Linked DNA regions of Homo sapiens: region 2 is linked to region 1. Evidence: chromatin loops called from intact Hi-C (ENCODE). Cell type or tissue: PC-3. All regions are shown on one strand. Region 1 has its middle 34 kb from the start of FHL1. Region 2 overlaps SLC9A6 (solute carrier family 9 member A6).

Region 1 (5,000 bases):
GTAACGATTCCTTAATCACAGCCTTCAGAATATTCTCTCCCACCCAAGAAATCAAAGAACAGTGAATTCCAAACATCTTCTTAATTAGGTACACTTGTGATGAGACTGGGTGGCACAGACTTCTCATTTACCTCACTTTTATTCAAATACTTATGCTACTATAGAGGTCAGAAACATCGGCATGTGCACCATTAAAAACACATTTTAAATGTTTACCATAAAAGGCAATGATAAATACAACTGAGGTAGCCACTGGCTCATTTTCTTTAACAAAAGAACTGGTAAACTGGCTCTCATTCGGCAAAATAATTTATTGGAAATAAGCAGTACAGATTAAAGATGCCTCATTTTTAATAATTCCAACATAATTAAGATCTACAACATAACCAAATCTTTAACAGTATATTCATTTAATAAACAAGCAAAAACTGGAAGGATATTACCAGTTATAGAAATATAATAAAGTCCAGTTTTGTGTCCTTATATTTAGTACAGAGTATTATCTGGTGATATCCTCTATATACTCTGGAAGATCATTTATTCTACACGTTTCTATATTTATTTTATATGATACAATCATAATATTCCTCACAATTTGCAAAGAGAGGAATTATCCCTATCCAGTTTGGGAAAAGATGGGTTATATTTTTAAAAGTTATCTACCAGATATACTAAAAATTTCAAGTTATGATTAGTCCAGATTTTTCTGCAGATTTTTGCACTTCTTTCAAAAACTAAAGTGCACACATTTACCAAAGTTGGAGTAGTGAGTCATTTTTAACTTTGCATAGGAATATATGCAACTTTGCATAGGAATATATGCAACCCTGTAAAATACTGAGTCTGCTTTCATAGATTTTCAAATTAGTAAATAAAAGGTGTCTTTCCTTCCAGATGTGGCATGACCTAGAAACTAACAAAAGGTCCCACCATGCCCTAAATAAATACCAAGGAGCTCTTTCTGTGAGCCATTTCTGGATGCAAATTTGAATAATTTTTGGTCATAAAGGAAGAATAAGTATATTGGGGAAAAACATAAAGGGACAAATATATTTATTTTTTAACTGGAATATTAAAACCTTAAGAATACTTATGAATAAAAAAGCCATCGAAAATAGAATAGAGGCAAGGAGCAGTGATGCACGCCTGTAATCCCAGCACTTTGGGAGGTCGAGACCAGCCTGGCCAACATGGTGAAGCCCCATCTCTACTGAAAATACAAAAATGAGCCAGACATGGTGGTGCGTGCCTGTAATTCCAGCTACTTGGGAGGCCGAGACACGAGAATCACTTGAATCCAGGAGGCAGAGGTTGCAGTGAGCCGAGATTGCACCACTGTACTCCAACCTGGGCAAAAGAGCAAGACTGTGTCTCAAAAAAAAAAAAATAGAGTACACTACAGTTATCAAGCACAAAGAACAAATTGGAACAAAGGAAAAACACAAGTCAAATGGCAAAATCTAGCAAGAAAAATGGAGCAGCAAATATTTGCTGAAGTCAAAAGGTAAAAACCTTGAAATTCTTGTCCTTTGCCCTAATGTTCAATGGTATTTTTGTTTTGTTTTAAAAATATGAAGACTGATGTCCTCTCAATGACTATTACAGCAGCTCCCAAATAAAACAAATGATAAAATAAAAACTCACTTAATTGACTGATAGGCTTGAATTACTCATTGCCAAGTCTACAACTTTCCCACAACTCCAAGCATTCTTTCCTTAAAAGAAAAACAGCATTTTTTCCCTCTGACATGATGACCATGAGTAGCTTTTGAGGTGACTGTAATTCTGTATTTTTCTATAACTTGCTGTGGGTCACCTCCGCATTATAACTCCTAAATCAAAGCAACAAAAAACAAAGAATTGTACAGATCCATACATGACAATTTTGCCAGATGCATCTAGAGAGCACTGGCCCTCCCAGAAGTCTGAGAGGTACTCCTGAACCAAAGACATTCTAACATTGCTGTCACCCCAGCAACCATCGCCAAACCCTGCCCATTTTTCCTGCAAAAGAGCTTTCATACATTTTCTTCCTTATAATTTCATTTCTAAGGTCCTAATTTGGCCCATTATCACTTCACACCAGACTATTTCATCAGATTTCTTAACTATGGGTATGCCCTCTTCTTCACATAGCTAGCATCAGAATCATCTCTCAAATGTTCCACCTCGGATGTATCACTCCCATTGCCAAAAACCTTTCTCCATTGTAATCTAAAGGCCAAGTTTCTTTGAGTGAAATTCAAGCCTCTGGCTTTGGCTGACTCCCTGCATCTGACGTTCATTGCAGCTAGAGAATGACAGAAGTCTTGGTTCATGCCACTTTCCCCTAAACCAGTGATTCTCAAAATTGGCGGCACCTGGAGAGCCAAAGCAACTAGTGATGCCTGGGTGCCTGCTACGGTTTTCATGTGTCCAAGATTCAGGTGTTGAATCTTAATGGACAATGTGATGGTATTGAGAGGTGGGGCCTCTAAGAGGTGGGGTGATTAAACCGGGAGAGCTCCTCCCTGGTGGATGGGATTAAAGCTTCAACAGAGCCTTTGGCTCTCTTGCCCTTCTGCCTTCCGCCACATGAGGGCAGGGCGTTCCTCCCCTCTGGAGGCTGGAGAACTAAAGTGTCATCTTGGAAGCAGAGAGCAGCCCTTAACAATCGAACCTGTTTGCACCTTGATCTTGGGACTTCCCAGTCTCCAGAACCGTGAGAAATAGATTTCTGTTCTTTATAAGGTATCCAGTCTCAGATATTCTGTTACAGCAGCACAAACAAAGTCAGCGCCCCACCCCCAACAAAGTTCCCCCAGATGAATCTATTGTATGGCAGAGGCTGAGAACCACTGACCCAAATTCCTATAGCCTGTAATTGTCAGACTTTATTGTGCCTCAAAATCTCCTGAGAGAGGACCTTGTTAGGACACAGATGGCGGGGCCCCATCCCCAGCGTTTCTGATTCCCTAGGTCTGGAGTGGGGCCCATGAAAGTTGCATTTCTAACAAGCTCCCAGGTGATAGCTCACTGCAGCCTCCTGGGCCCATGTGATCCTCCCACCTCAGCCTCCTGAGAAACAGGGACTACAAACACACATCACCTCACCAGGCTAATGTTTTGTATTTTTTGTAGAGACAGAGTCTCACCATGTTGCCCAGGCTGGTCTGGAACTCCTGGGCTCAAGCTTCCGTTTTCCAGAATCTCTTCCACATTTATGAATCAATCTACAGAATATCTTAGAGATGATCTCGTTCATTTGCCTTTTTATAAACTGAGACCCAGAGTGGGGAGATGATTTGCCCAGAGTTTCCAATGCTTAGTGGCAGAACTCAGGCTAGGATTCAAAACTCCTGACTCTCTCCCCACACCCTATGCAGTTCAATACTCTTTCCACCACATCCTTCATGTGTCTTTAACAGCTTCTCCAATTAGAATGGGCGTTCTTTGCTTGAAGAGATCGCTAGTACTTTTTTTTTTTTTTTTTTTTTGAGACAGGGTCTCTCTCTGTCGCCCAGGCTGGAGTGGAGTGGCACAATCTCATCTCACTGCCACCTCCATATCCCAGGTTCAAGTGATCCTCCTGCCTCAGCCTCCTGAGTAGCTGGGACCACAGGCAGATGCCACCACACCCAGCTAATGTTTGTATTTTTAGTAGAAACGGGGTTTCACCATATTGTCCATGCTGGTCTCAAACTCCTGACCTCAAGTGATCCGCCTGCCTCGGCCTCCCAAAGTGCTGGGATTACAGGCATGAGCCACCACGCCCGGCCTTGAAGAGATCACTGTTGTTTTAAGGCTCCCCACAGCATCTAGCAAACCTAGCCAAGTGCCTTCTCCTTAGAGTAAGCACTGGATAAATATTTTTTTATTTCATCTTACTAAGTACTCAGCCCCATACTTTTCCTAAATTGGCATTGGCGCTCCATGAACTGTTTCCTTACAATTCAGCAACTGGGCAGCTCTGCTCCCATCAATTAGCCCTGGAGCAAATCCTTCATATCAGCACGCATGTGGCCATTATCTGCTATGGGGATAATCATGAACACATAAGGAAAATTTAGGGGGGTTTTAAAAGTTGCAGGAATAACTAAGTTTGTAAGGTGACAAAATTCAACTTTCAAATTGTATGTCAGAAAACGTTTACAAAATACCCTAAGTCTCATTTAATACCCAACAAACCACTGCAGCAGTAACAATCAGGCAGTCCAAGAATTATAAAGTATGTTGCTCTGGTACTTTGAATACTTAAGCCAATTATTTTCATGCTGAGGCTCTCCTGGTTCCTTAACAGAAAATTCAAAAGTAACTGGATTAAGGATAAAGAGAAGACAGAATGAGGGGAAGACAAAGAGGAGCCAATAGGTGGCAAGAAGCAGGTGGGTGAGCAGCAAGGGGGCAAAAGGATGCTGTCACATGCCTGTCCCACAAGCCGCTGCCACTATACCTCCCCAATCCTTCCAGATACTCACAGTAGTTAGGGAGCATGACTACACTAGGCCTAATGACGAACCCAGCCTGTCTATATCTGGGAAACAAACATATTATGATTGGGTTAGATGGTGACTTTTGCCATTTTTCCAATCAACATGAATTGCAGTAAAGTCACGTCAGCTGCAGGATTTGGTGTCGATTGTGAAGCTGACTGAAAGAAATCCAGTGGCAGTAGCTCACTACTGGCATCAAGTGACCATTTAGCCTGGCCACTGAACTGGAATCCTAGCTTCCATCATGAAATGGGACTTGAGGGAGAGGTTATTTTTATCCTCTTTCTCCCCTTCCTCATCAAAATCTGCTTTTAACAGGTGGTACCACATATATAGTCAATTCAGGCAACCAATGAAATTAAGAAAAATAAAATTCTGTCTAACAATAGATGTAACAATGAGGACACCTAACAGATCTGTACACAAAGAATTATTTCCAATATACAAAATAAAGTTTAATAAGCTAAACAAGCCATGAGTTTGAGACCAGCCTGGACAATATAGCGAGACCCTGCCTCTACGAAACTA
Region 2 (5,000 bases), 120 kb after region 1:
CTGTTCTCTGCCTGGCTGGCTCTTTCAGGTCTTGGTTTTAATGTTACCCCTTAAGCAAGACCTCCTGAATGTCCCTCCTACAACCACCCTGCCTCCGCACACCCATCACCCTCTATCTCATTTCCTATTTGTCACTTACCCAACTTGAATGATTTTGTGTGTATGTTGATTTACGGTCTGCCTTCCCTGACTGGAATGTAAGCTCTATGAGGGCAGGGCACTATTGGCTCAGATTTTCTGTGGACAGTCCACCCACTGTAAGATGAGCACGTGAGGAAGCCACTGAAACAAAGCCAGTGTGCGCTTGGGTGCGTTCATAAAAGAATGATGGACTTCTGGAAGATGTCCTGAAGACAGAAAGGGAATGGGGTTGTTTTGCATGGGGACAGAAGGACTCAGGGAAGACATACCAGCTCCTTTCAAATGTCTGAAGGTGGCAACACAAAAGCAGGGAGTGAACTCGCCCTAAGAGATCCAGTGGGACAGAGGCGAGGGAGAGGATGCTGCGGGGGCAGATTTTGGTTCAAGATGCTCCTTGCTCTGCTTATGTAATTGTTGGATACTTACTGTCTTCCCCACTAACTTGTAAGTGCCGCAAGGGTGGCCTGTGTCTATGGTATTCCTCACTGTATGTAAACAGGATAGCACAGCATGTGGTGTGTTTGTCACTCAATAATGTTTTGACTGAATAAAGGTCGGGTGGAATATCAATGTTTGCTCTGCCTGGAATGATCCTTGTCCTCACCCTGCTTCACATGGCTGACCCTTGACTTACTTGAGGTCTAAATGTCACTTTATCAGGACAATCTTCCCCAGTCCCCTTATCACCAGATTACAGTACCCTCTCATACTGTCCTGCATTTTTTTTTTTTTTTTGAGACAGGCTCTCGCCCTGTTGCCTAGCCTGGAATGCAGTGGTGTGATCACAGCTCACTGTGGCTTTGACTTCCTGGGCCGAAGCAATCCTCCTTCCTCAACCTCCTGGGTTGAGTGTCTGGGACTACAGGTGCACACCATCACATCCAGCTAGCACTTATAATTTTTTTTTTTTTTGGATGGAGTCTTTTTCTGTCACCAGGCTGGAGTGCAGTGGCATAATCTCGGCTCACTGCAACCTCTGCCTCCCAGGTTCAAGCGATTCTCCTGCCTCAGCCTCCTGAGTAGCTGGGACTACAGGCGCACATCACCATGCCCAGCTAATTTTTGTATTTTTAGTAGAGACCAGGTTTCACCATGTTGGCCAGGATGGTCTCAATCTCTTGACCTCGTGATCCACCCACCTTGGCCTCCCAAAATGCTGGGATTACAGGCATGAGCCACCGCGCATAGCCACGATTCTTTTATTTGTTGATTACTTAAGATAGATATCGGCTGGGCGCGGTGGCTCATGCCTGTAATCCCAGCACTTTGGGAGGCCAAGGCGGGTGGATCGCCTGAGGTCAGGAGTTTGAGACCAGTCTGGCCAAAGTGGTGAAACCCCGTCTCTACTAAAAATACAAAAATTAGCCCGGCATGGTGGCCGGCATCTGTAATCCCAGCTACTCGGGAGGCTGAAGCAGGAGAATCACTTGAACCTGGGAGGCAGAGGTTGCAGTGAGCCGAGAACGTACCATTGCACTCCAGCCTGGGCGACAAGAGCGAAACGAGCGAAACTCCATCTCAAAACAAACAAACAAACAAAAAACCAAAAACAAAACAAAACATAAAAACAAGATATCCCCCCCTGCTAGAAGGCAAGAAGGCAATCAGTCTTTCCTGCATGAATGATTCCTAAGAACCCCATGAGATTGCTACATCTCCCGTAGAATACTCTCCATGAGAGCTGGAACTGTTTAGTTATTTGCTGCTATCTCTACTGTGTGTGGCACAAAGTAAGCACTCAGATATTTCTTGAATGAATTAACTTTACAGCTGAGAAAACTAAAAGGCTCAGTGAAGTAAGTGGTCAACATTACACAATAAGCAAGCAGCAGAGCCTGGGTTTGAACCCAGGTCTGTGTCACTCCAGAGCCTGGGCTTTTTCTACTATGCTTAACTGTGGGGATGCAAAGCCATTGTTCAGGACTGCAAACTCTGCTATAAAATCCGGGCCCCTTGGTGATAATGTTGGGAGGTAGAGCATGAAGAAATGCTGCTAGGCAGGCTGCTCGCCCATGGGCCCAACAAGACACTGGAGGGCCCTTTGCTATGAATGCGAGGACCCTCCCAACCAGGGAACGCCAACAAGACAGCCAAGAACACAGCAGCAAGTGGAGGCACAGAGCTGAGACTTCATGCCTTAGCCTGGCCTGATGACAAGCAGGTCGGGGGCAGCAGGCTAGAAAGCAATTCTGCAATTCCCTTCATCCTTCTGGTTACAATCAGGATGAATCAGCAGAGCCTGCCTTTGGGGCCAGCAAAATAGTAAGCATCTGGGCTTTGGAGTCAGACTTGACTTGGGTCCTGACTCTGCCACTTACTCGCTGTGTGACTTCTCTGCACCTCAGTTTCATCTGTATACTGAGGATGATAGAATGTGCCCTCAATGCATGATTATAGATTTTAAAATGCCTTGTATACACATGACCAGTACCCAAGAAGGGCTCAAAAATGAGAACTATTATTATCATTTCCAATTTATTTTCAAGCCTCACACTACATCATCTGTGTGGCGTACGTCCTGTCGGGGACTCTCATCTCATTATACTCCTGCATTGGGTCAGGTTAACAACTGTACCTGCTCAGATCTAATGTAGGGTTTTGTGTAGGGAATTAGAAAACATGGGTTCCTTCAAGAAAAGAGCCTGTTGTGTGTGGACCATCCCCCACCAATGTCTCTCACTGGGCCATAAACAAGGAAGCTGGAGTGGATGACAAGAAAACACAACAGACAGTGTGGTTGGTGCCATTGCTGGACTAGACAAACTTGCAGTCAGCAGACTCTAGCCTATAAAACTTCTCATGCACAGAGAGACGTGTCTTTAACTTGGAAGGAGGACTATTTGTATTTGTGTGATCATGCTTTTAGCCAAACTTGGAACTGCCTTCCTACCTAACTGGATATACTTGGAACTGCCTTCCCACCTAACTGGATATAGAATTCTCTTTCCCCATACCAGCATTTTTATAACATTATCCATTACTAAGCTAACAGGCTACAAATCAATGTAATAGAATTTGACAGCTTTGAGTCATATTTCCTAAAGAGTCCAATTGTGACCATAAGCAAATACATCCACCCTTACACATAAGCACCAAAAATTTGCCAACCCATAAGTTAAGTTCTGTTAGGTTTCTGTTTGTTTATTTGAAAACATTAGTCTTCCCCTTTTCCACTAGGTATATAGGTAGAAAAATAAATGAAGTCAGCACTCTTTACGTCTCACTAAAATAAACTGTGACTCAAATACTGTGAGTGGTTATTTGCAAGGCTATAACTTTTTTAATGACAGATTTTCCTAAAAGAAACCACTATAACATCTGTCCAAGTACTCCAGAGAAAACAAAAAATACATAAAGATTAAAAGTCTATTACTTTAACAGCACATTGCCAAACACGGACAACTAGGATAAATGCCAAGAAACCTTAAAAAATAACTTTAAAAGATGCAACGTTCAAGCCATTCAAACGCGTAGGTTCCACAAACAACAGGAAAACAAGTCCAAGAGCAGTTCTACTTGTGCATGATGGTAACTCAGACTGTACTTCATCAAAGTTCATTCAGGTGTTTCATAGGCGTCTGAGCAGAGTTTGTTTTTTCTTCCTTGCTTGGAGATGTGTACACAGATTAGAGGAGAGGAAAGTCTTCCAGATGCTGATGTAAGCACAGCAGGCTTGGTTCCCCTTGATAAAGTATGAAGGCAGATTTAGTTGACTCAAGCTTTATCAGTTTCCCTAGTGAAAAGTCTTATGCATGCTGAAATAGACGAGTTACTGAATTTGTCATGCGAAGTATTTACATAAAGTGAGGTCAGTAACCCGACAGAATAAAAAAGGTAGTTGTTAAATTATTGTATAACCTTTTACAACTTGAATAACTTTGTGGGTAAGTGACACTGACGTTCAAACTCCTCAAACATACATTAACAAGAAACTATTTACTGCGTGAAGAGGCACACATCATGTAAAACATACACGTCATGGGAGGGATTCCTGCATAGCAGGAAAGTCGCTACCACTACATAACAAATGGCTATGCCAACAGTCAAAGCTGCCACGAAAGGGTACAACATTAGAATTCCCCTAAAATCTCAAGGAGTGTTTGCAATAGCACAGATAGATGCCTTTCGGAGAGTAAGTACATGTTTTGTTCAGAAGGGTATTTTTCACTGGAAAATCTGAACATCATGTAAATAAATCAATGTTCTAACTGGATAAGATTTAAGGCAATGCTACTCAGACCTGAGGGAAAAAAAATCCAAAAAAGTTTGTTTTTCTTCTGAATCATGAACAGGTCAAAATCAACATCAAAAAGCATTCTTCCAAGCATTCAATGCATCTTTAGGTATTATCAGCATTACAAAATAGAATCTACTTTCATACTCCAAATATGAAATGAGAAATTGTTCTGTGCTCTTCCTTGAGAACTGTAAAAAAAAAAATGCATGGCAGCTTAGGTAATTAATATTAAAACGTACCATGAAAATGAAGACTACTACACCTGCTGCACACAAAGGAGCCACCCTGCTGCAATCAGTGCTCCAGAATATTCGATTTCTCTTATGACTGACTTTGGTGCAGTGTGGAACGATCGTGGGTTCATAAATTAACTGTTGACATTAACTACAGACTAACAAATGATGATTAGACACAGTAAGTTCAAAAATTTTACATTTTGCTCCTGTTTGGCTGCTAAAGAGCAGCAATTTAAATCGATATAAAAACTTCTGACGACAAAGCCTGCTATACAGATAAAGTACATAATCAAAAATTAAGCAGCAATTAAATTTCTTATTTAAACTTATCTGGTATAGAATATTTACACATTTGGGAAGAGAGATCTCTGAAACCACCATTCTCT

Evidence for each region. Hi-C counts contacts between places; a loop is a spot of excess contacts. Peaks named below come from ENCODE experiments on the same cell type or tissue, not always from the same donor. Only the 100,000 strongest peaks of a DNase experiment are listed, where the experiment ranks them.
Region 2: it touches region 1 in a loop (4-fold over the local background); 34 of 110 quality-filtered maps call a loop at or near these places.

The regions. Positions count from the first base shown.
Region 1 is chrX:136,160,599-136,165,598 of GRCh38, reverse strand. It overlaps a transcript of FHL1 not described here. Among named protein-coding and RNA genes, the nearest start is that of FHL1, 34 kb to the left of the region's middle. In PC-3, a CTCF peak has its summit at 2,564; a DNase peak (open chromatin) is centred at 2,578; H3K27ac peaks cover 1,083 bases.
Region 2 is chrX:136,045,526-136,050,525 of GRCh38, reverse strand. It overlaps SLC9A6 (solute carrier family 9 member A6), which reads right to left. Exons shown (of 18, transcript NM_001379110.1): 18 at 3,257-5,000. Among named protein-coding and RNA genes, the nearest start is that of SLC9A6, 63 kb to the right of the region's middle. In PC-3, no CTCF peak of the experiment used is centred here; DNase peaks (open chromatin) are centred at 3,105 and 4,015; H3K4me3 peaks cover 1,665 bases; H3K27ac peaks cover 3,246 bases.